Linked DNA regions of Homo sapiens: regions 1 and 3 are each linked to region 2. A link is a loop called in an ENCODE intact Hi-C map of the cell type or tissue named here. Cell type or tissue: PC-9. All regions are shown on one strand. Region 1 holds the start of SSRP1 (structure specific recognition protein 1). Region 2 overlaps LOC105369309 (a long non-coding RNA gene). Region 3 holds the start of LOC107984364 (a long non-coding RNA gene).

Region 1 (8,000 bases), 220 kb after region 2:
GTCCCGTGGGGGAGCGGGGCCCCTGCCTTCCTGGGACCGGGGACGACCACCACCTACCTCCTCAGGCTGCGGCCTCGCGAGGGCCCCGGCGCGAGAGGTGGGCGCGCTGGGGGGACGCGGGGGGGGCGCGGGGAGGGGGATGGGGGGACACCGGGGAAGCTTTTCCCGCGTGCGCGGCCCCGCGTCCCGCCACCGGAAGCCGTACACAGGCCACAGAGAGGATGAGCTGGCTAGAGAGACGCGAGTCGGGCCCGCCTGCGAGACAGTCGCATAGAGCGTCAGCGACTCTGGAGGACCTGAGGGAAGGGTGGTTGCCGTGAAGCCTCTCTCACCCAGGGGGAATCCGGCCTAGAAAATGTGTGTAGGGCTCTTTAGAAACTACAGACACTTCTTCAGTCGAGACTAGATACTAAAGAGAAATTGTGTAGTTTTATTGTATCAGACTTAGTACAGGGGTGGGGTGGGGGTGTGTATTGGAATGATGCGTGCCCGTTTCTCTGCAAAATAGTTTCTATGTCATGGAAAGGAGTCGATGGGACAAGAAGAGAAGTATTTGAACAGTTGTGGGAGGAAACGACCTCTCCCACTGGCTGCGGAGAGTATGCGGGTGTTGGTGTCATCGTGGGTGCACTGCTTTCTGGCTGAACTGTCAAGTTCACTGTCTACACCCAAAATTTTCACATCCTTAACCGAAAATTATAGGTACCTCCAAGAGGCTGGCAAACGGCCTTATCCAGTTCAAGTCCTGGTGTCAGATTCACCTTGGAGCCAGAACTGATTTGAAACCACATCATCCTGTGGTTGCGGAAGCCAGGTCTCCCCCGTATAATCCCAGAGTGCATTTTGCAACATCAGAGACCAGACCTGGAAAAGATGTTTTAGTTTTTCTACCCCAACCTCCTTTTACTGATGGGAAAACTGAGACCCAAAGGGGAGTGAGTTGCCCAGGGTCTCAGTGCGTTGGCAACAAGGCTAGGTAGGACCCAGACCTCCTTAACACCACCAGTCCAGTTATCTTCTGTCATAATCACAGTGACTGTATGTTCAGAATGACTATTGATATGTGTCCTACATGAAGACATTAGTACAGAATATGTAAGCTCAAGATTTCCCTGACAATCAATACACCAGCTTGCTAAATCAATCCTGGGGTAAGAGACAACAGGAATGCACCCTTCTCCCCTGAACTCATAGCTTTAACCTCTGAGTAGTGGCTATTCCAGCATTATCTAGCAAAATAAATTCAACTGGGTTTAATAAATAGATATTGAGGGCCTATTACTACTTTAGCACACTTCTCAGATTTGAGGAAACTTGAACAAGGTGAAAACATCCCCGGCCAGGCACGGTGGCTCACACCTGTAATCCTAGCACTTGGGGAGGCCAAGGCAGGGAGATCACTTGAGGTCAGGAGTTTGAGACCAGACTGGCCAACGTGGTGAAGCCCCGTCTCTATTAAAAATACAAAAATTAGCCAGGCGTGGTGGCGGGTGCCTATAATCCCAGCTACTCAGGAGGCTGAGGCATGAGAATTGCTTGAACCCAGGAGGCAGAGGTTGCAGTGAGCTGAGATTGTGCCACTGCACTCCAGCCCGGGTGACAGAGCGAGACTCTGTCAAAAAAAAAAAAAAAAAGAAAGAAAGAAAAAGAAAAAAAAAAGGAAGGGAAGGAAAGAAAGAAAAAAAAAAAAAACAGAAAAAAAAACCCAGCCCCAACCTTTCAGGAAAACATAATCTAACAAATGACTTTAATAAATAAAGTGACAGTTAAAAAAAAAAGAAGTTGGCACATATACACCGTGGAATACTATGCAGCTGTAAAACAGGATGAGTTCATGTCCTTTGCAGGGACATGGATGAAGCTGGACTCCATCATTCTGAGCAAATTATCACAAGGACAGAAAACCAAACACCGCATATTCTCACTCATAGGTGGGAATTGAACAATGAGAACACTTGGACACAGGGTGGGGAACATCACACACACCAGGGCCTGTCGCGGGGTGGGCGGAGTGGGGAGGGATAGCATTAGGAGATATACCTAATGTAAATGACGGGTATATTTACAGTTAACGGGTGCAACACACCAACATGGCACACGTATACATATGTAACAAACCTGCACGTTGTGCAGGTTTACCATAGAACTTAGAGTATAAGAATAATAATAAAAAGAAAACAAAACAAAAAAGACGTGCTAACTGCTATGCTACAGGTAGAGCGAAGCTCATTACCAGCTGGAGTTAGAAATATGTGACTCTTTACTCATCACACCCCAGAAGACCCAGAAAAACTTTCAAGAGACCTTTTCCCCCTGACCCATGCCACTGGGGGCAACTCAGGAAAGGAGGGGACGGCGCAGAACTGGGTGGAATTTGGCAGACACTCAGGAATGAAGAGGGTCCTTAGCTCAGGCAGGCTATTAGGTGACTGGGGGATGGGAAATTGCAAGGGGCTTTAGGGAGAGTGTGAGCAGCTGGTGAGCTGGGATGAGGATGCTGCAGAAGAGAACAGAACAGAAACAGTAGACAGAGTGCAGATAAAACATTAGTCCCAGAGGGCTCCAGCCAGCTACATCCCAGGCAATCAGGAGCCCAGGATTGGAGACCCCACCCCTGCTGTGACATCACAGGGGAGTGGAGTGGAGACGAACAAAAAGGGGGTCCCCCGCCCTGGTCCTGGCCTCTTGGAAGCCAGAGTATCAAGAGCAGAGAATCTCACTAGGATTGCATGGCTTAAAGGGACAGGCTCCCCATTCCTCCAACCCCTCTAAGCTGCCCCCTCCAGGTCGTGATCTCGTCTCCCTGTCCTGTAGGACCTCCCTCTCCTGAGGCCACCACTGGGCCCCCTTCTGAGTGTCCCCTGAGCACTCTCTCAGCATGAACTGCATATCCGACTTCTTCACCTATGAGACCACCAAGTCGGTGGTTGTGAAGAGCTGGACCATCGGGATCATCAACCGAGTAGTTCAGCTTCTGATCATCTCCTACTTTGTAGGGTGAGTCTGTGGCCTTTCAGGTTCCTGGCGGGGTGGGCTGCCTGGTATCCCGTCTTCACCCTCCTGCCTCGGTGCTACCATCCAGCTTCCTGAGCTCCTCTGCTCCTGGGGGAAACAGTTTCTTCTGTGGAGCCGAGTCTTAAAGACTGGCCTCTGCCACCCCCACCTAGGGCCTAAATTCACCCAGGTGAATTCTTTTCCCAGTTCGTCCTCCAGGGTTGAGATTGGTTTCAAGACACACGCTCGGAGTAGTAGGGTCCCTGCCCCGGCACTGCCCTCCACCGAGGGAGGGCTCAGGAGCTCCATCTCCACCCTCCCTGCTCTCATCTCCCCAACAAGAGAACAGGCAGACCCCCTCCCACATCTTCGAATTCCCCTCAGTCAAGTCTTCGGGGTCTCAAAAAGACAAGACAGCACAGGAATAGGGAAGGGAAGGCACTGAGACAAGGGGGTGGTGGCAGGTTGATCAAGTTGGTGGCCGGGAGGGAAAGAGAGAACTGGATCTGTTTTAGAATGAGGAATTTCCTTCTGGCATGGATGGGTGAGATGGTGAGAGAGAGAAGGGCAAGGGAGAAGCCCTCTGCTCTTGAAGGGGAGGACAAAGAGGGAACTGCCCCTTGATGAGGAAACAAACAGAGGCCCAAGGGAAGAGTGGCCAAGGAGAAAAGGAGCTTTTCTGAACATAGTGCCGCTCCCTCCCCAGGAATCCAGAAATGCTCCCCTTTGTCAAAAAGTGTAAGTTCCCTACCTCTCCCTGACCCTGTGCCATGTAACCCATCCTAGGAGTTGCTTAAGAGCCAGGAAGGTGCAACCATCCCCTCAGCCCCCACCGCCTGCAAGCACACACCTACACACACACACACACACGCACACAAAGGGCTGTGGAGCAGACAATGGCTGGGGAAGAATGCAGGTCCTGTCCTTCTTGTGGTCATTTCCACACACTGGTGGGCACCAGGAAATACAGGCAGAAACCTCGAAGGTTTTCTTTCCTGGCATGCGGGTCTCCAATCTTATGCTGTTCTTTCAGACAATGGGTCTTTGCATTTGAGGCAGCAATCCACTGACTGTCAGGAGTTAGTTCAAGCAGGTCAAAGGAGAATCCTGTGTGCCTGTGGGCTGAAGCTGCATGCAAACCTGCTTGCTTGAAATGTTGAAGTTTATGCGAGGGTGTGGAGGGAAAGGTGGCTAGATGTGACTTTTTAGGTGATTTTTTGCTCTGTGTGCTGGGCAAGCCCTGGTAGGCTTCAGTGGGCAGGTATTGTAAAAAGGCTGTACCATCCAGTGCTCCTTTGGGAGATTTTAGAAAAGGGATTCAAGCTTTGGAATAGCATTAAATGGCCACAAAGTTCCCTTCCAATGTTGAGGTTTTGTGAGATACGAGGTTTGCAAATGTTCGCTGTCTGCATCTCTAGAGCTTGGCTCAAAGTTGGTTCCTAAATGTTCTGTGTTCACGTGTATATTCAATGCTGTGGTTGTTTATAGCCACAAGATGGTATGTTGGCCCAGGTGAGTGCAAAATCTGGCTCAGCACATTCCCCTTCTGGCCTGGCTCCACTGGCTCCAGGCAGAGATTGATGGGGGAGAGAGTGGGCTCCTAGACCAGCCCGCTCAGCCCCCACTGCCCTTGTCTCTGTCTCATCATGATCAGATAGAATCCTCCAGTCCTCAGGGCTGGAGCCCAGCCTGCTGGAGCGAGTGTGCGAAGCTCTTTAGCATCTTAATTTCCAACCCCATCCATCTCCTAGCCTGACAGCTCCCCACGGGACACTGCCTTCCAGTTACATCAGCGCCCTCTGCAGCCCAGCCCCCTGACCTGAGTCCCATCTCCGTGTATGTGAACCCATGCACGTTGTGACTTCATGAGTCCACCGTCATTAATTTAGCAAAAATGTACCAGCATCTCTGCATGCCAGGCACTGTGGATTGAGGACGGAATGGTGGGCAAAAGCAGACAGGGTCCTCGCCCTCCTGGGGCTTACAGCGGAAGGCAAGAGATGGCATTCATCTGATGATCTCCACAAACGTGAAATGTCAACTGTGGCTTAGAGGTGCACAGTTATAGAGAGCCGCTTCTGTGAAGGTGTTTGGCCCAGTCAGGGAGTAAGGGAAGGTTTTCTGGAGATGTGACATTTTAGCCAAGACCCGAAGGATGAGTAAGAGCAGCCCAGGTGAAAGAGGGAAGGAAGAGAGTTCAGGGCAGAGAAACCCACCTCTGCAAAGGGAAGGAGGCTGGCAAACAGGGGAAAGAAAAGAAGGTCATTGTGGCTGGAGCCGAGGGAGCAGAGATGAGTGAGGGTGGTGTACGGTGGATGGGAACACACACAGAGGCCGGACCTCAGACACCCTTAGAGAGCTTTTGTTTTTACAGGAGATGAATAAACAGAAGCCATGGAAGCATTTTAACCCGTGTGTCTGTGTGCACTTTTGTGTGTGTGTGCACGTGAGTTTGAGAGAGAGAGAGACAGACACGATGAGATCTGAGTTGGGAAGAGCACCTGGGCTGATTCCCTGGAAGTGGAAGGAGTAGGAGTGGGTGCAGGAAAACCTGCTAAGAGGCAGTTTATGCAGAGAGGTGACAGTGGCTTGGACCCAATCGAATTTGAAGGGATTTTTAAGGCTATAGTGTTAATATTTCACTGATACTTCAATCTCTTCCCCATCATCCCAACCAGGTCAACAACCTAGACTCTGCCTAACATGAGTCCATCATTTCTCTGAGAACTTCTCAGCAACACACCACCTGGTCATCTCACATACGCTCTCACCCCCGCCCCTGGCCTCAGCTGCTTGTCTGTGGTTGACACCATTTCATCACTATTTTCCTTTACCCACTCCAGGGCACACAGAGAGGCCTGGACTTACCTGATGTTTCTCACATCTTTTCTGGGTCCACGTGGTAATCCCCACTCACCTCTGTGGAGTGGGACTTCCCGAGAGCCCATCCCCGTTCTGGATCCTTTGGGGACCTGAGAAGTTGAAGGAAATCCCTAGGATCTGAGTCCCTGGAAGCAATAGCCTGTGCTTGGCCTGAGGTTGATTTCCAGGGCCTTCCTGGAGGAAGCTGCCTCCTTGCAAACTAGGAGGCCAGGGACTTCCCAGGCCTTTGATGCCCCATTGTGCTGAAGGGTCACTGGTGGCTGCTGGAGCCTCTGACCCCACCACAGCCCTGCCCTACCTGCCCTGTTCCTCCCCCATACAAGACCCAGTCCACAAACTTGCCATCTGTACAGCCCCATGCTTTGGTTCATAAAATTCAGCCTCATTTCAGATCTTAGGTGGGAGTTCAATACATAAAGCAGGTGAAAGGGAGGAGCTGCTCTGGTTTAAAGAGAAGGGTCTAGAATCCTGCCTTCTTGGCTCTCCACTCCATCCTCTCAGCCCAGGGTATCACTGTGAGGCACCTTGTCAGCACAATTAAGTGACAGATATGGTGGAAAGAGCTGTTATGGTGGGAAGAACTGTTGGGCTGCCCCATCTTTTTTTTTTTTTTTTTTTTTTTTTTTTTGAGACGGAGCCTTGCTCTGTCCCTCAGGCCGGAGTGCAGTGGTGCAATCTCGACTCACTGCAACCTCCGCCTCCTGGGTTGAAGCGACTCTCCTGCCTCAGCCTCCCCGGTAGCTGGGATTACAGGCCTGTGCCACGACGCCCGGCTAATTTTTGTATTTTTAGTAGAGATGGGGTTTCACCATGTTGGCCAGGCTGGTCTCGAACTCCTGACCTCAAGTGATCCACCTGCCTCGGCCTCCCAAAGTGCAGGGATTACAACATGAGTCACCATGCCTGGCTGGATGCCCCATCTGGACCAGTCATCCTGGTCCAGAGAGAGGAGTGACTCTCATTCCTGCCTGCCCTCTCCCCCAATATGGAACGTAGAGCACTTGGTTAGAAGCCTGGCTCTGACACCAACTAGGAGAGGGCCTCCTAAGAGTGACTTTACATCTCTAAGTCTCAGTCCCCATATCTGGAAAATGGATTTAGGAATACCTCCTCCCTGGGAGTTATAGGGAGGGGAGGTAACATATGTCAAGTGCCTTGCGGAGATGGTGACTCAGTAATAGATGGCAACTGCGACTACTTCACAAAGACCCCCCCATCACCCCTCCCCCTTTCCCTCTGCCCAGCTCACACCTTCCTAAGAGACCCCTCTCCTCCTCCCACACACACAGCGTGCACTCTTCACACCCACTCCCCAGCCTCCTCCTTGGCTCCCTGGGGGCGGATGGGAGGGTGCTGGGGCGCGGCTCTGGCCTCTCTCCTGCACATCCCACCTGCCAAGGAGCTGCCACACGCCTTCCGCTCTATAAATAATAAACCATGAATGCGAGAAGAAAATAGTCAGAGCAGCAGAGTAAATGCCAAGAATCGAAGGCTCAGGCCTGCCCTAGCTCCTGAGCCCTGGCCTCCAGAGACAGCCTCAGCCCCTCCGTTCTGGAAATGAAGCATCCCCTTCTTTCTAGCTGCCTTGATGACATCCCGAGGCCCTGTGAGGCCATTGAAATTCTTCCACTTGTTATTTAAGTCAGAGAGAGAATTCTAATGTGGCCTCTCCACCCCACTGGGCACAAGAAGGAGCCTTGAAGGAGGAGGAGGAGGAGGTAGGAGATTGGTTGATTGTTCCTTGGAGTCCTCGGCCCTTTCCTCCTGAGACTTTCCTAAGCCAGGAGATGCTTTCACTGGTGATGGAGCAGGAGCTGGTAGGAAAAGCACAGGGTCCGGTTCAGGGGGCCAGCATGGCCTGGCTTTGAGCTGGGACACAGCTAGAGACCTTCGAGTGAAGAGGCTGTGAGTGGTCTGGAGCACGTTGTCTGGTTAGAGCTGACATACCAGCTTTGCAATCCTGGGCAAGTTAGCACCCTCTCTGTGCCTCAGTTTCCTCATTCATGACATGAAGGTAATAACGAAGCTGTCTCAGTAAGAATGTAGTGAAAGATTCGGCTTAGCAAGTGCCGCATTGGTTATATAATACTAGTCTGAACTCTGCATCTCCAAATGTTCCTGGA
Region 2 (8,000 bases):
GAAACAGCAAGATCAACCCTTTCTCTTCCTCCTCCTCAGCCTACTCAACATGAAGACAATGAGGATGAAGAACTCTATGATAATCCACTTCCACAATGAATAGTAAATATATTTTCTCTGCCTTATGATTTTCCTAATAATATTTTCTTTTCTCTGGCTTACTTTATTGTAAGAATACAGTATATAATACATATAACATCCAAAATATGTGTTAATCAATTGTTTGTTACCAGTAAGTCTTCCTGTCAACAGTTGGCTATTAGTAGTTACATTTTTAGGGGTTTAAATTCATAAGCATATTTTTGCCTAAACAGGGGTCAGCATTCCTAACCCTCACATTGTTCAAGAGTCGACTGTATTTTGTGGCCAGGTTCTGTGGTTCACGCCTGCAATCCCAGCACTTTGGGAGGCCAAGACGGGTGGATCACTTGAGGTCAGGAGTTCAAGACCATCCTGGCCAACATGGTGAAACCCTGTCTCTATTAAAAATACAAAAGTCAGCCAGGCATGGTGGTGCATGCCTGTAGTCTCAGCTACTTGGAAGGCTGAGGCAGGAGAATCGCTTGAACCTGTAAGGCACAGGTTCAGTGAGCCAAGGTTGTGCCACTACACTCCAGCCTGGGTGACAGAGCAGGACTCTGTTTCAAAAAAAAATAAATTAATGTTAAAAAAAAAAAGGAGTCAACTATATTTTGCTTAATGCAAACACCTAAATGTCAAGTGGCTCTGCATCTCACCAGACTCAACTGGGATCCATGATTAATAAATTAATTATTTGTTTCCTTATTTACTCTTAGGGAAAGGCTTTCCATCTCACATGTTGGTGCTTTGGATCTGTTCACATTCCACTTGCTTCTCCTTGAATAGCTGAAGAAGTAAACTCAAACCAAGTTTATATATTGAAGTCTTAAAATATAAAGTCCTAAACTAAAACCAACCATAGTACTTCTTGGCTTCCAATCCCTTCATAATCTGATGCTTCTTCATCTCTCCAGCCTCACTTCCCATCCTTTTCTAGTGACATGATATTCCTTTGAGTTGCTCAAACATGCCTTGCTTTCTCATTTCCAGCCTTCATATATGCTGTTCTCTCTGCCTGGGACACTGTTCTTCCCATTACTCCTCATTGCTCAAGTCTAGATTTAAATCTCACTTCTCCCTGAAGGTCTTCTCTAAACTCTAGGCCCGGTAAGATGTTGCTGCAATGTATCCTCATAGCACCCTGTATTTCCCCACTTAGGGAGTTATCTGCTTTCTCCACTGAACAATAAGATTCACAATATCTATCTCGGCCACCAGGAACATGCATGATATATATACTCTGTAAACATTAGCTGAATACATATATTGATGAATGCATCAGCTGTTTCAATCACCTTCACGTGTTAAGACAATATCTCCTTTCACATATGAATTGACCAAATTCTAATGAGCTTAAGAGATTTGTCCAACACCGCTATAGCATTTTGGCATCAGAACTGTTACTCAAGTCTCCCATTTTTATTATTATATTATTTATGGTTACAAACCAAAATATCCTCTAGGGTCATCAGTGAAATGGAAGGGATGTAAGACCATAGGTGATGGAGGGGGCTGTGACAAACTGAAGGACTCATGCCTCATTTGAGGGGAGCATCCGATATTCAGACCTAGCCAATTGTTGCCATAGAACGGGGTCCAGTGTTGCCAGATCTTCTTTTTTTCAAAAGAAAAATAAACCCATAAGTTTATGTGAAATATTCTGGATTTTAATACTAGCAAAATAAAATGTATTTGATGTAATATACTGGGCATCCTAAACAAAATACTCATATACTAGGCATGGACTCTAAGGCCCCAGTGTGCCATCTCCACACTGCACTGAGCTGCTTCTTTCTACACAACCCAGACCTATGGAGAGACCTTCCCTTGTTCCAACAACCAGCACTCAGGCAATCCTGTAATCCCCCTGTAGTTGAGAATTGAAAAATTCAATAAAACACAATTGCCTTTTAAGAGAGACACTCAGCTCTCCAATTGCTTTAGAATCGATCGACCCCCCACTGCATTAAGTTCAGCTCCCACACAGGCTATGGTAACTCTTATGATCTCACATAACAGAAAACAAAACTCTGCAAAAGTGGAAGAACAATTTTTTTTCCAGGAGATAACAAAGTACCACTTATACAAAGAAAGAAGACTGGATCTTATTTCTGGAGAAAAATGGCACCAAAGTTTCTACTTTCCTCCCCACTGTTACAACTAATCAGTGTATGACAACAGAGAGACTCGCCTAGCATTAGACTCAGAGGAGTTTGGTTTGCAGTCTGGCCCTTGCTCTTGAAGCTCCATGATCTCAAGTAAGTAGAACCTGTTGAGAGCCTCAGTGTTCTCATGGATAAAATAAGAAGAAAGTCTACCTCCTCCCAGGGCTGCAGTGAGGAAGGGACCAGGGAAGAGGCAGGTAGAAGGGCTTTGCCACCTGTCATATACCACACCAGTGTTAAGAGTTGACAATAAGTGGGGCTAACTGAACTTCGTTATTCCTGTGAACCTATTCTAGGTAGGAATGCCTGGCCCTGAATTCCTCTTCTGGACTTGAATGTGGTCCAGTGGAATTGCAAAGTCAGGATGAGAATTAATTTCTCATCATAGAGAAGAGAAATCCTATTTTTGTACTCTAGAGCCTATTTATCTAATTTTTACCCCCTCACTCTCTTCTGATATGGTTTGGCTGTATCCCCACCCAAATCTCAGCTTGAATTGTAGTTCCCATAATCCGCACGTGTCATGGGAGGAACTTGGTGGCAGGCAATTGAATCATGGGGGCAGTTACCCCCATGCTGCTGTTCTCATGATATTGAGTGAGTTTTCATGAGATCTGATGGTTTTATAAGGATCTTTTCCCCCTTTTTTGCTCATTCTTCTCCTTCCTGCCACCACATGAAGAAAGGCGTGTTTGCTTCCTCTTCCACCATGATTGTAAGTTTCCTGAGGCCTCCCCGGCCCTGCAGAACTGTAAGTCAATTAAGCCTCTTTTCTTTATAAATTACCCAGTCTTGGGAAGTTCTTTATAGCAGCATGAGAACAGACTAATACACTTTCTTATTCAAATATCAAGAAAGAGTCATAGGTTTTCCCCATTACTGATTCCCATCAATTTCTCTATAACTTCTCGAGAGCACCACTTGATGTCTACTAGGCTCTTACAGGTACCATTCTCTGCACTTACTTGTATTTATTCATTTGATTCTTACATCTAAACAACTGGTCTAAAACCCACTGCTAGAAAGTAATAAAGTCGGGATTTGAATTCTGTTCCTCTGGCTTCAGACCCTGAGCATTTAGCCACAATAATACATTATTTCCCCCTCCATGCACTGGAATCTGCTTTTGCATCTACCATTTGTTCATTCATTCACTCTTTTGACAATTCTAGACTGAGTGTCTACAATACGCCATACCCTCGTGAAGCTTATATTCCAAAGGAAAGAAAAAATGAATAAATTAAATAAGTTAAATATATATATACAGTAGGCAAGCTAGTAATCAATGCTAAGGATAAAAAAATTAAACAGGTAAGAGAGCTATGATAGCATGGGCAGGAGACTAGTCCAACAGTTGGAATGTGGGATCTACAGGCAGTTATAACAGTCAGGGGCTCAGCACCAGGCACAGAGTGCATACAAACCAAGGGAACATGGCAGACTTGTAGGAAAGAGACCCAACCAGTATTAAGCCCTGACTTTGTGCCAAACACAACATGTACAACATAAGTTGTCTCATTTGCCTTCTATCTTATTCACCTATGGTATCATTATATCAACTTAACAAGCCAGAATTTTTAATAACTTTGTTATTAATACTAACATGTACCAGGCCAAGTTCTTAGCACTTTGCATATATCTTATTTGAGCCTCTGAGGAAGGTATTGTTATCCTTTCTCATCAAAAATGAAATGAAGATAAGGGAGTTTACTGAGTTTACTCAAGGTTACCCAGCCAGCAAGTGGCAGGGACAGGATTCAAACACAAGCAGGGTTTCAAACCCAAATGTCTTGCTTCTAAACTAAATAACCTGCTGTATAGAGGTCAGTAAACAAGGATCCCAGCTGGAAAGCAGTGTCAAGAACATGGCAGCAGGTGGCAGCAAATGTATTAGTCTGCCGGGGCTGCTATAACAAACCACAGAATGGATGGCTTAAACCACAGAAATGTATTTCTCACTGTTCTGGAAGTCCAAAATGAAGGTGTCTGCGGGTTTGCTTTCTTTGAGACCTCTCTCCTTGGCTTACAGACAGCTGCCTTCTCACAGGGTCGTCACACAGCCTTTCCTCAGCACATGCGCCCCCGGGTGTCATTCTCTCCTCTTATAACAGCATAACAGCACTAATCATATTGTTCTTTGTTGTTGTTATTTTTTTTTAGACTGAGTCTTGCTCTGCTGCCCAGGCTGGAGTGCAGTGGTGTGATCTCTGCTCACTGTAACCTCCACCTCCTCCCAGGTTCAAGCAATTATCCTGCCTCACCCTCCCAAGTAGCTGGGTAATTTTTTAGCCTCACTAATTTTTGTATTTTTAATAGAGACAGGTTTCACCATGTTGGCCAGGCTGGTCTTGATCTCTTGACCTCAAGCGATCTGCCCACCTCCACCTCCCAAAGTGCTGGGAGTACAGGTGTGAGCCACCGCACCCAGCCAGCACCAGTCATATTGGATTAGGGCCCCATACTTATGACCTCCTTTAACTTTAATTACCCCTTTAAGGCATTGTCTCCAAATAAAGTCACACTGGGGGTTAGGGCTTCATCATATGAATTTTAGGGGGACAGAATTCAGTCTATAACAGCAGGTAACAGAACTCCAGTTCCTTCGGGAAGAGGAATGAGATGATTGAGAAAATGGAAGTCAAGATGCAACCTTATTATAACTAGAGTACCAGTTCTGGCCAGTGGGAAAGTGGAGATGATGGAGTAGGGGTGTGAGATGAGAGTGAGCAGCAGGCTTGCCCTGAGTCACCTACTGTATGATCGAGAGCGCCTTCAGTGTGCTGAGGCTGGAGGTTATGCCCTCGGTGTCTTACCCTGCAGTCCTGCAGTAGGAGGCAGGGGTGTGGGCACCAGAGCTACTGGGCAGAGAACGAAGAAAGTCATTTCACTGCTGTAGGAGCAGCCAGCTCATGGCTTCTCTCTAAAACTGGTGTACAATTTACAAAAAACAAAAAAAAAAATCAACCCCATAAAAAAGTGAGCAAGGACATGAACAGACAGTTTTCAAAAGAAGACATACAGACATACATGTGGCCAACAATCATATGAAAAAACAGCTCAACATCACCGATCACTAGAGAAATGCAAATGAAACCACAATGAGATACCATCTCACACCAGTCAGAATGGCAATTATTTAAAAAGTCAAAAAATAACAGATGCTGGCGAGGTTGTGGAGAAAAAGGAATGCTTATACAATGGTGGTAGAAGTGCAAATTAGTTCAACCATTGTGGTAAACAGTGTGGCAATTCCTCAAAGACCTAAAGTCAGAAATCCCATTCAACTCAGCAATCTCATTACTGGATTTATATGCAAAGGAATATAAATCATTCTATTATAAAGACGCATGCACACATATGTTCATTGTAGCACTATTCACAATAGCAAAGACATACTCTCAACCTAAATGCCCATCAATAATAGACTGGATACAGAAAATGTGGTACATATATACCATGGAATACTATGAAGCCATAAAAAAGAATGAGGTCATGTCCTTTCCAGAGACATGGATGGAGCTGGGGGCCATTATCCTCACCAAACTAACACAGGAACAGAAAACCAAATACCACATGTTCTCACTTACAAATGGAAGCTAAATGGTGAGAACACACGGACACATATAAGGGAACAATAAACTCTGGGGCCTTTTGGAGGGTAGAGGGTGGAAGAAGGAAGAGGATCAAGAAAATCAACTAATGGTTACTAGGCTTAATACCTGGGTGATGAAATAATCTGTACAACAAACCCCCATGACACAAGTTTACCTATGTAACAAACCTGCACTTGTACCCCTGAACTTAAAAGTTAATAAAGAAATAAATAAACTGGTGTGCCTATTCCCATCATTAATGAGCTCTACTTATTCTCTATACATCAGCACCATCCTCTATAACTTGTGTGCATGAGTGTATATGTATCTATCCATCTGGGAGTGGTAAGCAGAAAGAAAGAAAGAGAGAGAGGTAAATTATGTTAAAGAAAGAGAGGAGGAGAGAGAATAAAAATGAGAATCACAAGGGGAGGGAGGGAGAGAAGGGGGCATCCAGGGAATGAAGATCTATGGGGTTGGACCCCATGCAGAGACCCTTATCCTTGTATAGTCGTCAGGTGCCTGGCAACTGAGGAATCCAGGAGGCTCTATAAGCAAGGCTGATTTTCTTGTCTGTGGGCCTGAGGATATCTAATTTATAAAGAGTCTAGACCAGAGTTTCCCAACCACTCTGCCTACCTTAAAGCAGCCAGGCTGGATCTGAGCAGCCAAAGTCCTGAAGCATCTACCAGGATGCCAAACAAATGTTAATTCTATTCATGGAATAGATAGGCCATGGAAAAGGTTAGGGAGCACTGCTGCAGACCAGAACTTCCCAAATGTGTGAAAAGAGGGCTCCACAGTCACTTTAGAAAATGCTGTGTATTGTATACCACTTTGTGAATATACTCACAAAATGCAGCAGCATAATAAAGGCTCTGAGAAGCTCTCAGTTTAGGGAACAAGGTAGGAGACCTGTTAACTTTGCTTAGGCCTTCCAGTATCAGACTATATAGCTGGTTAACTTACATCCTTAAATCCAATAAAGCCAAGGATGGGAAACCCTATATCTCCCAGCCCAAATGCACGTTCTTTCTTTTCAGGAAGTGCTAATTCTCCTACCAGGTGATGCTTGCTGAAGCACAGGCAGTCTCTAAGATTAGATGGCCATCTTCCAGGCCAAGCAATAGGTGGTAAAGAAGTCAATCAATGTGTCCTTACCGGCCTAGTCTCCTGCTGGCAAACCAGCACATGCCTCCAACCAATAGTTCAGCGGCCAGAAACAAGCTTGTTGCAAGTTGTATGTTAGGGGTTGGCCAAGCACAGATTTAATTCTTAAGGTTTGGAACCATAGCTCAAGGGGCTAAAAATTCACTATTAAAATTGTGAAAAATTTGCGTGAGTCTAGAGAGTATGCGTGATTCGAGACAGACCGCAGCTCCTTTAACAGGCCTCAATTTTTCCAACGTATAAAAGGAGTGGGTTGGGTGATAACATAGGATGAATTGTGTCTCCCAAAATGTATATGGTAAAGTCCTAACCTTTAGTACCTAAGAATGTGAGTATATTTGGAGCTAGGACCTTTAAAGGGGTAATTAAAATTAAATGAGATCACTAGGGTGAGTCCTTACTCAATATGACTGGTGTCCTTATAAGAAGACAAGATTAGAACACAGACACAACACGAAGGGACAACCATGTGAGGAAGCAGTGAGAAGGCAGTCATTTGAAAGGAGAGAGGCCTCAGAAGAAACCAAACTTGCTGACACCTTCCTCTTGGACTTCCAGCCTCCATAATTGTGAGAAATAAGTTTCTGTTGTTTAAGCCTCCCAGCCTACAGCATTTTATTATGACAGCCTGGTAAACAAATACAGATGAATAAAGTCTCCAGAGTGAGCACTTAGTTGCCTATCAAACACCCCTTCCCTCCTGCTTCCTTACTAATGTAAACCACCTTTATTCAAAATTCACAGCATGAATAATCTAAGCAACTGTGTTTCAGTTTATCCCTGTTGCCAGTGAGTGGCTGAGAAACAGGCATATGACCAAAATCAAACCAGAAGACATTAAAAGAAGACTCTTGGGGCCTTCTAGGAAGAGTTTTCTCACCCCTTTTGGAAAGGCAAAGTAGGTATGGCCTCTTGTTTCTCTAAAAATGTTTGTGTCTCACTGAGACACCTGAAACTTCTGCAGCTAATTTGTAACCAACAGGGAGCCTGG
Region 3 (8,000 bases), 160 kb after region 2:
CATTCCACTTGGCCTAGTTAATTCCTGCTTCTCCTTCAACTATCAGCTGAAGAATTTCATCTTCAGGGAAGCCTCCCATAGATCCCAAAGTCAAGTCTGGTTCCCTTGTTATTTATTCTCATAGCACCATATTCCTGCCCTGCCCCCAGGGTTATTCTGAGAAATCTGATGCTCCTGTTCTCATAGACTGTCAGTTCCTTTAGGTCAGGGACCATATCTGTCTGTGATCACTACTATATCACCAGTGCCTAGAACAGTTTGTGGCACATAGTAGATGCTCAGTAAATACCTATTGAATGAATGAATAAATATTATCTCCTCTAAATAGCTTTAATTGACACTCCTCTCCCTCTGAGATTCAGGCTTTCTTTCTCTTCTTAGTTCCCAGGACACTTAGTTTTTATCTCTTATCATCTTATGCTGAACTGTTCTGGTTATGTTTGTCACCCCTTCTAAACTGTGACTGTGATAAGGCCCAGGTCCTGTTTGTTTTTCTATCCCAGGAGCACAGCTCCGAAACTGGTGCAGACTAATTTGTCCATTGTAAAATGTGGAAGCTTGGAAAGATAGAATGTGGATATGCATGCTAGTGGTGAGATTCCCCATCTCATCATATTCAGAAAGCCAAAGGTGTTCTTTAGAAAACCATGCCAGTGTACCAGTCAGAAATCTCAAATAACTGAAAAAGTCAGCTGCCTTCAGGTATGGTGGGATCCAGGGTCTCACATGCAGGATGTGGCCTCTGTCTTTCTCTCAACACTATGCTTTGCTGTGTTAGCCTCAATCTCAGGCAGGCTTTATCTATACTTACTAAATTCCAAAAGCTCTAGGTCATATCCTTCTAACTATGAGTCTATTAAGAGAGATTCTATTCCCCAATAGTTCAAATAAAAGTTCACCAATAGATGCCAAAATTATTATAGTAAAAACGAAAAAAAAAAAAAAGGCTTACCAATAGAATCTCATGGGACCAGTTTGGTCACATGCCCACCCCTGGGCCAATCACTGTGGCCTTCAAGAATCAACACTGTAATTTATCAAACATACATCACTTGCCCATTCCTGGAGCTGGAGATAGAATCAGTCTCACTGAACCTATGGGTTTAAAGTGGGCTCAGCAACCAGGAGACAGGGCAATGGAAACAGAGCACATAAAGTCCACCACATTCACTCTGCCCAGACTTTACAGCTCTGTTCACTGGAGGTCCAAACACACCGAAGAGTCTGCAAGGGATGTTGCTGCAGAGGCCATGACAGGCTGCGCATGGTGACATTTCCCACTCACTGTGGCTCTAAGATTTCACTTGAGCGGAGCATAGCCTGGCTTTCCATCATCCTGCTCTCCTTCCACCAGCCCAGAAGCCTGGTGGAGTGAAAGCCAGAGACTCCATGACTAAGGTGCCCTGGGTTGGAGATTCCCCTCACCCACTCCTCCTCCAGAGAGAACACACACCAAGAAAAAGCACTTAGCCTTGATGCTGGTTTCCTGTCACTGCCCTTCCTATTGAGACGTCATTGGCCTTGGCTCCCCTCCTGACTTTTCTATTTTTTTCTACCTCCTGTTAAAGAGGCAACAGGTCCGTAAAAGATTTATCCCATAACCTAGTGTTTCAGGCTCTATCTCCCTGTTGGTTAGACTCCCTGACAGATTAATAAATTAACAATTTATTAATTGTTTTGTTTGTTGGATGGATGGATGGATAGATGGATGGATATACGGACAGATGGACAGATGGACGGATGTATGGATGGATGGATGGATAGATGAATGGATAGACAGATGGAGGAGTGCAATGAAAGGTGGATGAATTGGTTCTGAGTGCCCTCAGAACACTCTATCTCCTCTTCTCATATTTACCACCCTAGGCTCCAGATTACTGTAAATATAGAAAGCCCTTTTTCTTGTCCTGAAATCAGTTTCCCAGCCCTCTGTTATTATAACAATGACTGACATTTAACATGGTTAATTCTTATCCAGGCACTTACCCTGAGCTAAGTACTCATTCAATCTCCACAATTCCATTGTCTGGATGCTGTTATTGTCTACAGTTTACAGTGAAGGAAACCAAGGCTCAGAGACAGGAACTTGTCCAAGGCACATAGCCAGTCAATGGCAGAGCCACAACTCAAAGTGTGTGACCTTAGCCACTATCTTCTAGGGCCCTATGAACACGAACCTCAGCCCTGTCTACACCAATTTTCTCCTTCTCCCTTGAACATGTCATATCTTTATTCATGGAATAAGGTCTTCCTCCTCACCTCTTTGTAGACTCATATCAAGGAATACATTCATCAAAGTAACACTAAGTTACACTCTGAACAAATAAACCCTCAAATTTCAGTAGCTTATCACAACCAAGATTTATGTCCTACTCATGTTATGGACTAATGTGGGGCAAGTGGCCCTCTTCCATCTGATAGCAGGCCTCTAACAGGGGAAGGGAGAAGTGGAAGAGGAGCACTGGCTCTTTGCTGCCTCAGCCTAAAGGGAACACATGTCACTCCTGCTCACATTTCACTCACCCAACTAATTAGTGTGTGGACATTTGGCGAACATATCCCATCTCTGCCACAAAGAACCATACACTCCTGCCAGGGGTCATGCAGAAGATAAAGGCTCAGCCAGCCCAGTCAGTACAAATTCGGAGGGTGGGGGAGGAAAAAAGAGCCAAGATTCAAGCTGGTGGCTGGGGAGTGGAGAGAGATGGATAGGATTCCAGAATTAACCAGGTACAAAGCACCCAACACTTGGGTGGTACCCCATGTCTATTGTCTTGAATATTGCTCACAAGTAAGCCAACCCTAAGCTTCTTGGCTAAGACTCAGAACTCTTGTTATCTAAGTTTATGGCTGTTAATTACAGGATTTGACCTGAATTAACTGAACAATGCAGTAAGAATAACAATCCCTGACTTTTCAAATTTTAGATTTTCCAAATCATACAGCAATCATCTCATTTGACCCTCACAATAACCCTATGACGTGGGTATGCTATCTCTACCTCTATTGTGCAATAAGGAAATTTAGAGAAGGATGATGTAATTGACCAAAGTCGCTCAAAACCTGTGCGTGCTGCAATACATCTCAGTGCCAGTTTTCTAACACATGCTAGGGGCTCTTTCTTCTACAGTTCAGCTGTGTCTCATGCAAATTTCTATGGAAATCGACAATGTGAAAATGAACATCCATAGGATTTGAATTCAAAAGCTTGGGTGCTCTGTGCACCAAGAGGGAGTTGTTTAAGCATACAGGTGTTGAAGTCAGATGGCCTGGGTTTTAATCCCAGTTCTGCCACCTGCTAGCTGGGTGATAGCTGGCAAGTTAATCTACCTGCGCTCACTTTCCTTATTTGGAAAATAACGATCCACTGTACCTAACCCATAAGATTATGGTGAGGATTAATGAGACAAGGAATATAAAATTCTTAGCACAATGCCTGGCTCAACATTAGAACTTAATAAACACTGAATGATGCTGCCAAGATCTTTCTGGGAGACAAAAAGATGCCACTATTCCTTCCTTCCTCCCTCAGGGCATGATCGTGTCTCACTACATGACACTCTTGGCTTCAGCTGGAGAACAAACGGACCACCTAACCCGGCTTCACGTGCAACTGCCAGCGAGAAGAGAATGTTCTTTTCTTTGTCTGAGATTCGGCACTGGTCCCTGCCGCCAATCCCAGGTCTTCGTCTCAGATTTGCTGCCACCCAGAGGCCATTTCATGCCATGCCAGGATGACTCTCCAAAGTATTCCTTGGGACAGTGGTTTTCAAAAGAAAGTGGGACGTGGGGGCAGGGAAGGAAAAGGAAAACATATCCAACTCTTGGAGGCAGGCGAGACTGTGGGGGTTGAAACAATCCCGCAGGGGATCCTGGCGTGCCCTCCACTCTATTCACTTGAGGTTGTCTGATTTCGGTGAAGCCAAAAAGAGAGAAAAGGGGAAAGGGAGTCAAAAGGATCCTGTCTGTCTTCACCAGCACTAGGAATACATGTCAGCTGGTGCTTTCAAGGGGTGTCAGCTCCACCTCGTGGAATGAGAGCCAGTGATTTGTTTCTGATGCAATTCTTCAGCCAGTAAACACAGGAACAAGGAAGTTATGACATGACCTTTCTAAAGATCCTTAAAAATACCCCAGCCAAAGGGACTAGTATGGAGAATATGTAAAGAATCCTTGCAACCTGGCAGAGCACTGTGGCTCATGCCTGTAATCTCAGTACTTTGGGAGGACAAGGTAGGAGGATCACTTGAGCCCAGGAATTCAAGACCCGCCTGGGCAACATAGTGAGACCTCATCTCTACAAAAAAAAAAAAAGAACTTTTACAACCTAATCATCAAAAGACAAATCAGCAAAAGGTTTTGTATTAGTCCATTCTCACATTGCTATAAAGAAATACCTGAGACAGGATAATTTATAAAGAAAAGAGGCTTAATTGGCTCATGGTTCTCCCGGCTACACAGGAAGCATAGCAGCTTCTGGGGAAGCCTCAGGGAGCTTTCAATGATGGCAGAAGGCAAAGGGGGAGCAAACAACTCATATGGCCAGAGCAGGAGGAAGAGAGAGAGTGGGGAGGTGCTACACACATTTAAACAAGATCTCGCGATAACTCACTCACTATCAGGAGAACAGCACCGAGGGAGTGGTGCTAACCCATTCATGAGAATTTGGCCCCGTGATTCAATTACCTCCCACCAGGCCCCACCTCCAACACTGGGGATTACAATTCTATATGACGTTTGGTGGGAGCACAGATCCAAACCATATCAGGTCCGAATAGACATTTTTTAAAAACCAATAAGCACATGGAAAGGTGATCAACATGATCAGCCATCAGGGACATGCAAAGCAAAATGATAAAGACGTGACCTCATACGCACTAGGTGAGCTAAAATCAAAAAGACAGGTGTTGGTGAGGATGTGAAGAAACCAGAACCCTCACACACTTCCAGGGGGTGGTGGGGAGAATGGAAAATGGATGCAACTTCTTGAAAAACAGCCTGGAGGCTTCCCAAAAGTTATAGAGTTACAGTATGACTCAACAATTCCACTCCTAGTTACATATATCCAAGAGATGAAAACATATATCCACACAAAAACATGCACACCAGTTCCCATAAAAGCATCATTCGTAACAGCCAAGAAGTGAAAACAACCCAAATATGCACCAAATAAGATGTCTATAGTCGGCAGGGCAAGGTGGCTCACGCCTGTAATTCCAGCACTTTGAGAGGCGGAGGCGGGCTGGTCATTTGAGGTCAGGAGTTCAAGACCAGCCTGGCCAACATGGTGAAACTCATCTCTACTAAAAATACAAAAAAATTACCAGGCATGGTGGCACAAGCCTGTAATCCCAGCTATCAGGAGGCTGAGGCAGGAGAATCAATTGAACCTGGGAGGCAGATGTTGCAGTGAGCTGAGATTGCACCACTGCACTCCAGCCTGGGCAACAGAAGGAGACTCTGTCTCAAAAAAAAAAAAAAAAAAAAAAAAAGATGTCTATAGTCATACAATGGAATGTTATTTGGCAATAAAAAGGAATGAAGAACCAACACATGCTATAACATGGAGGAACCTTGAAAACATTATGCTAAGTGAAAGAAGCAGTCACAAAGAACCACATATTTCATAATTCTGCTTATATGAAATGAAATGAAATGTCCAGAATAGGCAAGTCTATAGAGACAGAAAGTAGATTTGCAGTTCCCTAGGGCTGGTGCAGGTGTGAGGCTGGGGGTGGGGGCAGACAATTATGGCTAAGGGGTACAAGGTGTCTTTATGGGCTGATAAAAATGTTCTTAAGTTGCTTGTGATGATGGTTGCGCAACTCTGAATATACTAAATGCCATTGGATTGTACACTTTAAATGGGTGACTTATATGGCAGGTAAATTATTTATCAATAAATCTGTTAAAAAAGTAAAATAAACCAAGCTCTTCTTTGTACATCTGCTTGAGGCAAGGGCTGTTTCCAAGCCCCTGTATTCCCAACAGTATGAATCACAGAAGGAAAACAAAATCAGGACCTCTGGAGGCTGGAGGCAGGAGAGTTGTGTTGTACTGCGACCCTCAGTGCCCAGAGGGCTCTTCAGTCCTGGCAGCAGCTCATTGCTAGTGGCCAGCATGGCCAGGCCCATTGGAGCTGGAGGATACACTGTAACCGGCTGACACCATGTACAAAGGAGAGTAACACAGCTCTACTACCACCAGGTATGGCTGTAAGGCCGGGTGTGGCATAAACTCTGCCAGGTCACACATGGGCTCCAGACCCACAGACACCTGCTCTAAAGACAGAGACAGAACAGAAGCAACATGAGCTTTGGCAACAGACAGACCCAAATTGGCACCACGTCCCTTCTATCTATCAGTTCTATGACCTCAGGCCTATACTCATCTTTTAAAAAATTCAATAATAATGCCTATCATGTAAGCTGCCCTCACTCTTCCCTTCCCCAGTTTGTTTTCTTTTGTTGGGCTAACATTTATTGAAGGCTTACTAGGTACTAAGCAAATGCTGTACAGGCATTAATATCTCTGTTAGTCTTCACTGCAATCCTGGACAAATCCAGAATGATTTCTTATTATGCCATTTTTAGATATGAAGGAACAGAGGTTCAAAGAAGTCAGACAACTTCTCCATTGTCACAAAGCTAACAAGTGGCAAAGCCACTATGCCCAAGTCATCATTTTAAGTATCATACTATACTCTATCCATATAGCAAGAGTGACATTTCATAAGTAGATAAAGAGCTTGACACAGAGTTGGGCCCTCAGAAAAGAGTCCTGAGAGCCAGGTGTATCAGTCTGTCCCCACACTGCTATAAAGAAATACCCGAGACTGGGTAATTTATAAAGGAAAGAGGTTTAATTGACTCACAATTCTGCATGACTGGGGAGACCTCAGGAAACTTACAATCGTGGTAGAAGGTGAAGGGAAAGCAAGGACCTTCTTCACATGCAGGCAGGAGACAGTGTGAGCAAAGGGGGAAGAACCCCTTATAAAACTATCACATCTCGTGAGAACTCACTATCACTAGAATAGTATGGGTGAAACCACCCCCGTGATCCAATCACCTCCCACCAGGTCTCTCCCTAGACACATGGGGATTACAATTCAAGATGAGATTTGGGTGGAGGCACAGCCAAACCATATCACCAGGGTACCAAAATCATTCCCCCGAGTGGTGTCCCTATCCAGAGGCCACAGACAGGACACCTGCCATGTGAAGGTGACATGGCTTGAATGTTTGTTCCCTCCAAATCTCATGTTGAAATGTGACCTCCATTCTGCAGTTATACAAGCAGTAAGAATAAAACAAAATGAAACAAACAAAAAAGAAATGTGACCTCCAATATTGGAGATAGAGCCTAACAGGAGGCATTGCAACATGGGGATGAATCCCTCATGAATGGCTTAGTGCCATCCCCTTGGTGATGAGTGAATTCTCTCTTGGTTAGTTCATGTGAGATCTTATCAGGGAACGTGCCCTGATAGTCACGTAGGTTCTTTTCTATTTTGCCTAAGCGTCAGCCGGTTTGAGAAATAAAGGGACAGAGTACAAAAGAGAGAAATTTTAAAGCTGGGTGTCCGGGGGAGACATCACATGTCAGTAGGTTCCATGATGCCCCACAAGCCGCAAAACCAGCAAGTTTTTATTAGGGACTTTCAAAAGGGGAGGGAGTGTACGAATAGGGTGTGGGTCACAAAGATCACGTACTTCACAAGGTAATAGAATATCACAAGGCAAATGGAGGCAGGGCGAGATCACAGGACCACAGGATGGGGCGAAATTAAAATTGCTAATGAAGTTTCGGGCACCATTGTCATTGATAACATCTTATCAGGAGACAGGGTTTGAGAGCAACCGGTCTGATCAAAATTTATTAGGTGGGAATTTCCTCTTCCTAATAAGCCTGGGAGCGCTATGGGAGACTGGGGTTTATTTCATCCCTACAGTCTTGACCATAGAAGATGGCCAAACCCAAGGGGTCCATTTCAGAGA

Evidence for each region. A loop is a pair of places that touch in the nucleus more often than their neighbours do. Peaks named below come from ENCODE experiments on the same cell type or tissue, not always from the same donor. Only the 100,000 strongest peaks of a DNase experiment are listed, where the experiment ranks them.
Region 1: a loop joins it to region 2, with 30 times the contacts of the local background. A loop is called at or near these places in 4 of 110 quality-filtered maps.
Region 3: a loop joins it to region 2, with 20 times the contacts of the local background. A loop is called at or near these places in 4 of 110 quality-filtered maps.

Annotation. Positions count from the first base shown.
Region 1 is chr11:57,335,673-57,343,672 of GRCh38, forward strand. It overlaps SSRP1 (structure specific recognition protein 1), which reads right to left and starts at 220. Exons shown (of 17, transcript NM_003146.3): 1 at 58-220. P2RX3 (purinergic receptor P2X 3) reads left to right here and starts at 2,680. Exons shown (of 12, transcript NM_002559.5): 1 at 2,680-2,997. The coding sequence starts at 2,879. RefSeq lists a silencer at 1-138 and an enhancer at 309-358. In PC-9, no CTCF peak of the experiment used is centred here; a DNase peak (open chromatin) is centred at 259; H3K4me3 peaks cover 990 bases; H3K27ac peaks cover 446 bases.
Region 2 is chr11:57,112,660-57,120,659 of GRCh38, forward strand. All of the region lies in intron 6 of LOC105369309 (a long non-coding RNA gene), which reads right to left. Among named protein-coding and RNA genes, the nearest start is that of LRRC55, 65 kb to the right of the region's middle. In PC-9, CTCF peaks have their summits at 4,115 (motif pointing right) and 4,324; a DNase peak (open chromatin) is centred at 4,212.
Region 3 is chr11:57,274,304-57,282,303 of GRCh38, forward strand. LOC107984364 (a long non-coding RNA gene) reads right to left here and starts at 2,022. Exons shown (of 3, transcript XR_001748067.3): 1 at 1,987-2,022. In PC-9, CTCF peaks have their summits at 3,741 (motif pointing left) and 3,952; DNase peaks (open chromatin) are centred at 3,718, 4,058 and 5,558; H3K4me3 peaks cover 1,643 bases; H3K27ac peaks cover 2,969 bases.